Linked DNA regions of Mus musculus: region 2 is linked to region 1. Evidence: chromatin contacts called from ENCODE POLR2A ChIA-PET data. All regions are on one chromosome and are shown on one strand. Each heading gives the region's core, a stretch centred on a gene start or an enhancer-like site at or near the end of the contact. The rest is flanking DNA. Distances are from core to core; before and after follow the strand shown.

What was found. ChIA-PET counts read pairs that join two places held with the same protein, here RNA polymerase II (POLR2A).
Region 2: POLR2A ChIA-PET joins it to region 1 with 10 read pairs in embryonic stem cell. The contact joins the enhancer-like site here to the promoter of Myo10 in region 1. POLR2A ChIA-PET finds 5 or more read pairs at or near these places in 4 of 5 experiments (Patski and embryonic stem cell).

What each region holds. Positions count from the first base shown.
Region 1 is chr15:25,620,628-25,624,317 of GRCm38, forward strand. It overlaps Myo10 (myosin X), which reads left to right and starts at 1,923. Exons shown (of 41, transcript NM_019472.2): 1 at 1,923-2,403. The coding sequence starts at 2,383.
Region 2 is chr15:25,766,325-25,770,153 of GRCm38, forward strand. All of the region lies in intron 19 of Myo10 (myosin X), which reads left to right. Among named protein-coding and RNA genes, the nearest start is that of Retreg1, 75 kb to the right of the region's middle. Within about 2 kb of position 1,560, at least 1 of the 3 ENCODE cell types and tissues checked has a DNase peak (open chromatin) inside an H3K27ac peak, as active enhancers do.

The DNA of each region.
Region 1 (3,690 bases), core at 673-3,172:
CAGAGTGGCCACACAGTTAGGTAGTTCCAGGCTTCTCTATTACCAAGTGTTGTGTTAACGTAGCACATCTGTTTTAGCTGATGAGCTAGGATTGGCTCGGATGTTGACTTCTGAGAGGCCAGGGGCCAAGGTTGCCCAACGAGTCTGGAACAGGACCGATGCTGGGAACCAATTCACACCCACATACTCTAACCAGCTCTTTAAATCATTTTTCTTGCAGAGATGTGTGTAGATTAATGGGATAATGGCATAATTGTTCAGCTGCCCTACCTGAACACAGCTGGTGGCAAAGCTCATTTGACTAAGCACTTTGGTTGTGTTGAGCATTTTTGATATCTGTTCTGGCTCCATCTTAACCTTCCTTCAGCCTCGTGTAAACCCGTGGAAAAAACCAGCCACGTGGCATAGCACATGTATCATTAACTGGTTTATACCTTGAATCTTCCCTCAAAGTGGGGAGATGGGAGTAAGGTCACCAACACTAATGTAATGCTTTGGAGTTCAATAATGCTTAAATTCCCAAATAAAGATGACAAGATGGTTCACATGTTCAGCCATTTCATTCAGTCTGAGCACAAGCTTCGACTCTCCCAACTGCAGGTGGATAGGACATCAAGAAAAAGCCAAATATGTGATTGATCTTCCAACATCTGGAAAAAAAAAAAAAAAAAAAAAAAAACCTAAGAAGCGGGTACCTAACCAGGCAGGGTGCAGCTTGGGATAGTGAAGGCTGTGTCTGTTTCCAGAAAGACTGCCCTGGAAAGTATCTTTCTCAAGCGGCTGGCAGTTAACAAATCCTTTAAGTAGAACTTCTCAAGTCAGTTCATTGTTGTTCCCAGCTTGCCAGTTAACAACCTGCTGCTGGACCAGCTGTGTGGTTCCGGAGTGAGTCTGACAACACCCAGCCGGTTGGTTCAAAGGGTTCATAGATCCAGTACTTGGGTGACCTGATCTTGCTAAACTGCTACAGAAGGAAACTCCTTCTGAGCTGTTGGGAGTTCTTTCTGCAGTGGGCCAAGCACCAGCTTTGGAGGGCCCTCTGGACTCCTGTTAGGAAAGCAGACTTAGGAATCCCAGTCCGTGTTACAGGATCCCCAGATTCCTGGCCACAATAAAGCTGGAGTTGTCTCGGTGAGAATCAGGACTGACTCCTGGTGAACCGAGAGCAATTACCCATCTCTCTCGCATCTGCTCTACTTCCTTTACGTCCAGAAAAAGAGGTTACAGTTACAAGTGCTATAGGACACGTCCCCTTCCAGTATACAAAACATTTCCCTGTGGCTATCAAAAAACCCACTTGGAGCAGAGAAACTCAACAAGGAAAAGCAGCTTTCAAAAGTTCAGATTCCTGTTTTCCGCTTCCTGTCCTGGGATCGCACGATAGAGTCGCAATGATGAGATCCACGTGGAGCAGGTTCTTGGGGTGTCTAACATTCACCGCCGTGGGGCCCCTCCTCTTCAGTCCCGGGTAACTTTCTAGTATCTACGATCAGAGGGAAGAGTCAAGTCATCTAATAGCGCCTAGGCCGGTGGCAAGAAGACCCAGGAGAAGCACACTGCTCTATGGATTCAGAGTGGATCTAGGCGGTAGCTGGGACTCCGCGCACCCGCCGCTCTCAGGGAAAGCACAGGGCAGGGCTCCGAGGGGCGGGGCCGCGCATCCGGTGGGCGTGGTTTGGGTGGTAGCTGGGAGAGGGCGCGGCATGTAGGAAGCCCGAGCAGGCTGTGGGCGGGGCTATAATGGGCGTGACCAGGAGTCGAGTAGGCGGGGTTTGGGTATATTTGAGAGCAGACGCTCAGTCTCCGCAGGTTGGAGGAGTTTCTGGGGGCGGGGCCAGGTCCGTAGGAGGCGTGGCTTTACTCGTGGAGGCGTGGTTATATATTGGGGGCTGGGATTGAGGGCGGGGCGGACCGAGCACAAGGGTAAGCGAGACCGGAGAGCTGGTGAGAGCCGGCCGCGCCTGGGGCGGGAGAGCTCACCGTTGTTGGTTTGCTGGTGATCCGAAGTCGTCCACCCCACCCCCGCTGGGACCGAGCGCCCCCGGCGGAGCTCCAAGGGAGGCAGGCGCGTCGCCAGCCCCTTGCCGGCCCTCCCCCAGCTCGGGAAGAATGTGCCACCAGCTGTTCTCCTCCCGGGAGCACTTCGCCCAGAAGTGAGGAACTTGGAGGAAGGAGAGACAAAGGCTGTGGTTGGGACAGAGGAGGTCCGAGACGCGGACAAAAGGTGCGGAGGAGCAGCAGCGACCGGGGGATGGCAGAGCGGCGGCTCCGCGGGCTGGAGTCGCCCCGAGGCGCACCGTGACACGCGTGGCTTCCCGGGACCTGCCGCTGCGCTGACTTCCGCGACTGGAGCCGTGCCGGGAAGGTGCGGGCGCCGGAACAATGGACAGCTTCTTTCCCGAGGTGAGTGAGTGGCGGGGAGGACCTGGCTGAGACCGGGACCCGGACCGGCACACCGAGCGCGCCCCAGCGCCTGCGCGTCCCCAGGAGGGGAAACTTTGTGGGAATCTCCTGAAACCCCACTCCCTCCGCCGGCCCCGAGTCTCGGATGAGTAAGCCTAGGCAGGTTTGAGTTTGTCCTGCGCTCGCATGTCCCCGGGCGTGGGTGGCTAGCTGACACTCCGCGCCAGGTGAGTCCCCGGGCGCCGGGTGGGGGAGAGCTGCGGACCGGACGGCTCGGGTGCAGGAAACGCGGTAAAAGGCGCAGCCGGGAGGTGCCTTGCTCCAAGAAAGGTCTGGGACTTCCTTTGCTGAACGTGCGGGCTTCCTGTGGCTTCCAGAGGAGCCGGCTAACGAAGTGTGAGCCGGCCGGCTGGGTCCTCGGTCACTGCTTGCCCTGCCTCATTGGGCTTTCAAGTCTGGGGTCCTTACTTTACTAGTACTGCTCAGGTCGGGTTTGCAGATAATTCCAGAGTACGAGACCGAATGATCTTGTTTTTAATGCCATTTTTTTTGGCAGATCTTGAATTCGAGTTTAAATAAAATTTGTTTAGGGCAAACAATGGTTATTTTAGAAGATGAAACCGATGCCCGCTTTAGGGTCTTTGAGGGCGGGACACCACAGTTACTTGAGACGGGACTTGAAAGTTCCCTTTTCCCCCAGGGATGGAGAGCCGCTCTGGTTTCTTGGCCCCGATTCCTTTCTTGGTTGTGTTTATTTAATAAATTCTGTTTAAGTTTTGAGGTTTGAAGTGGCTCAGAGTAAACTTAGCTGACTTTGAGAGAGGCTGATGAGATTTTTTGCTGAAAAGTCAGGGTGAGGTTTTTGTGAATCCAGGACAGTCTTGGAATCTTCCAGCAAATCAGAGTGGTGAGAATTTGCCTGTGCTTTGGCTAGCTTGCTTTGTCAGAGTTAATTGGCTATAGTGTTTCAAGGTCTGACGTTCACTTACTGTACTCTCAGACAGCTACTTATAATGGCCACAGTGATGTATTGTATAATGTTCGAATTGACTTTTACCAAAGTGTTTGTCTCTGTCACCCTGAAAGGCATCCTGGAAAGACATTAACCATCCATTACTTAAAAGAAGGGAAATATATAGAAAATAGAGACCTCAGAAATATATAGAAACTAGAGACTCCTTAATGGCTTTTTAAATTCGTGGGTGTTTGTTTCCTACCTGTATGAAGGCAGCAGGACTTTTGAGTTGGTCTACAACAGTAAATTACCGCTAGGCTGGGTTTTTAGTT
Region 2 (3,829 bases), core at 310-2,809, 150 kb after region 1:
TTCTATTTGGGCTATTCCCAAAATAGCTCTTATGCTGAAGTTCATTCAGGAATACTGGTGATAAATTAGTTCGCTGACAGTGAAGTGAGCCGATTCGAGCCAGATTAGATTATATTAAATACACATAGGTTTTATTGGGAAGCTGCTCTTGGGTAAATTTACTCGCCCTAAGGAAGGAGGCTAGGGAAGTTACCATGGTGGGGGGGCAGGGGGAGAAGGGATTTGGGGGATGAGAAAGAGAAAGAACATGAGCAGAGAGAGAAGTGGGGTGGGGGTACAAAATGTCTGCTTTATATAAGGAAGGACAGCCCAGGCCCGGGCTGCAATGTTTAGATTGGAGGCAGGGCATGCCAGGTAGGGACTGAGGGATGCTGGGAGAACCTAGAGGCCAGGTCTGCTTTGATATGTAAAATATGCACCTTAGTTCCTTCTCCTTAGGTCAAAATTCAACATCCCAGAACATTTTGGTGTCTATCTACTATTAAATAAGTACTTTGATGCTATGGAAATTTCCCATCCCCTTCTTGAACTTATATCTTACAAGTGTGGCTAGCAAAGGTCTTAACAGAAACTCTGTATGAGTCTGGCAGGCAGGTGCTCTGTGACCCTAGACAAGTTAATCAACTTCTCTGTGCTTCAGGTAATGAGTGCATCATCTATCAAAAGGGGATAGCAATGAAACCTATCTAATAGAATTGCAAAAATGTGTGCCTAAAATTGGAGTCCATGCTAGCTTTCCGTGGCACTAATGCTGTTGCTGGTAGGTTTGTGGTTGGGCTTCCTACTGGTAACGTGAGTTCAATGTTTACCATCATTGCCCCTTGTAAAAGCAGATCAATCCAGGTACTACTAGGTCAGGAGGGTCCCACTGGACCAGAGATTCAGAGGGTGGCTGTGGCACTCACAGGGTGTCACTTCACACTTGACCTTGCCCAATCATTAAGGAGAGAGACCGCAGGTTCCCTTCCCAATCCCCCCTTAGTAATCCTCTTACTTGGCCTCCCAAATGCTAGGTTATAGGTATGTGTCACCATGCCTGACAAAAACTGGACTTCTTTTTGTTTTGTTTTAATTGCATGTTCAACCAAGTCAGCAACTGAGAGATTGGTCCCCAGCCGTTTGATGCTAAAATCTGGCAAATGTATTTCCAGCATATTTGCTTCCGGGAATACTACAGAACAGAGCGCATCCTTTGCCACCAGTGCCACCAGGCCACTGTCCTTATCTCTTCCCTCAAGAAGTTTTCATCTCTGAGAACTGTCTGTGGAGATGAACCCCTTCCTTTACCCCATGTCCAGTTAGGCCTGATGTATGCGCATCTGACCCACATAGAGCATTTGTTTCCAAGAAAGCAAAACTCTTCAAAGTTGACTTTCCTAACTGCAGTTTTTATTTGTCTGGTGCCAGGGATTCAGGCCTGGTATAAATAAGCAAGAGAGAGAGCCCTGGCACTGAGCTGAGCCCCAGGCTCATGGTTTGGCTTGAGAAAATCTCGCTTGCTTTCAGCGAATCATTCCGTGCTTGCTTCCTGTTTCCTCATCCAGGGAATACAGTGAACAAGCCACCCACAGCAGCAGAGTCTCTGCTAGGGTGCTATGTGTGCTGAAGAAACCGGACGGCTCACTCACTGAGAAGCTAGAGCTATGGCTCCTGCCCAGGCTGCCTGCGTTGAGGATTTGGAATTCCTTCCTGAAGGAAGGACTTGAGGTTGAATGGTGTGAAATTCCTTCAGTTTTGAGACTCTATGGGCTAGGGGTGGAGCTCAGTTGGGAGGATGTTTGTCTAGCCTATGTGAAGTCCTATTTTTAGCTCCTACTACCACATAAATGAGGCATAATCTCAGGAGGCTGGAAGGTCAGTTGGAGGTCATTCTAGGTTACCCAATTGAGGCTAGGGTATATGAGACTTTGTCTCGAAAAACAAACTAACTAGGTAATCGTGGTGATAGTTACAATGAGCTGTGCAGTCATCACAACTCATTATGAATTTTATAGTCAGATATGCATAACACCGCATCTCTTCTAGAGACAGTCATTTCCTGCCTTTCAAACCCAACGTTGTAAAAACCCTGTAGATCTTCAGTGTTAAGTGTAGTGCAGCAGTGATTGATGGTAAGAGTTCTGCAGGGTGTTGGTTCGAAACCATAGCCAGGGACATCATTCCAAGCTGCAGTCATTGCTCTGAAATTAGAACCAGTTACATGGCCGTCCTCTGAGCTGCCCACCCTTCTCATTGTGTTATGCAGCATTCTCCAAGGTTCGCTTAGGGGACTCGAGGGTGTGCAGAGATTTTATCCTAGTCCTGGGATCGTGGGTGCCCTGGTACCTCATCAGCGTGTGGCGCTCCGGCAGGCGCCATGCGGCGGGCAGGGTTGTCGTACCCACGCTTTGCCAGGCTTTTCTTGCGGTCTGTGGATTGTTTTCCCCATGCTCAGCGGCATCCTAACGTTTCCAGGTAAGAGTCTGGGAAGGAGGCACAGGCCAGAAGGACAGCTCAGTTAGGATGTGAGTTCAGTGTCTAGAACCAACTCAGAAAGCTGGGCAGGGTGGCACATCCTTATGTGCCCAGCAAAGGAAGAAACAGGGAAATGCCTGGGTCTCCCTGGTCAGCTAGTCATCAGTGAACTCAGATGCAGTGAGAGGGCCTGTCTCAAAAGATAAGAAAATCTCTCCTAAGAAATGACAGCTGAGATGGCCCTCTGAGCTACACAGACACACAGAGAAGAGCACAGTAATCGACAGACAGACAGACAGGCAGGCAGGCAGGCAGGCAGACAGATGAAAGGACCAAAGATAAGAAACTCAGTTTTCTTTGATTTACTAAGTACAGTTGAAATGCCCCTTTACCATAGGCAGGTGACACCATTCCTGTTGCATGATGTGTATGACCCAAGGCTGGGTCACATTTTGAGTCAATCAGATTTAGAAGGGTGTACATATCGGTCTCTGCCTGCACTATGTAGCTTCTGCCCTTCATTCCCAGGTGCCCTGGTGCCCTCGTCTTTAAATTTCCGGTGGCAAACATTTGCCCATGATTTATTTACCTTACGATGTTGTCTAGGTATTTTGCCATCTTATTTCAGACTGAAGAAAAATACTTTCTTCTTCTCTTTTTACACTTCCTAAGAGATCTTTCTTTCCTTTTTTTTTTTTTTCTTCCCATATTTGACTAAATTCTTCAAGCGTATGTTAAAAATGTGCTTCCTCCTGCCTTCAGTAGGCCGGCTTTCTCTTCCCTTCAGCCCTTAGGCATTTAAAAAGCCTTGATGCCTGCTGGGCCTTTAAACATGCTTTCTCCATGTCTGGGGAGCAAGCTTGGAGCTTTTAAGGAGTGCGGCAAGTCTTCTCTGACCTACTTCCTTTGGCTGCACTGCATGCACAGATAGGGTCTGTCACAGATAGTCCCTGCCTTAAATTCCCCGGGCTCAGTCTCCTGGTGACAGGCGATACTCAGCCTTTTACTTGGAGTTATTTTACTTGGCTTTTGTATTGTTTGTCTTTGAGACAAGGTCACACTTGCTTACAGCCCTGACTGGCCTGGAACTCTCTACATAGAGCAGACTTTGAACTTGTCCGATCCTCCTGCCTCAGTGTCCTGAGTAACTGTAACTGTAAGAACAGGCATGTGTGCCACCAGCCAGTTCAGACACCACGTGACTGACTCTTTGACCCAGGGTTTCCTTGGTTTTTGAATGTTTCCCAGGTGTGCAGCCCTGGGCAGGGTCAGCACTTGGAACACATTCTCCATCACAATGAGATTCTCTCTTTCCCTCTCCCCACCTCACCCCTGCCGGGTGGCTCCACTTTCTATTTCCCTCTTCCCTCCATTG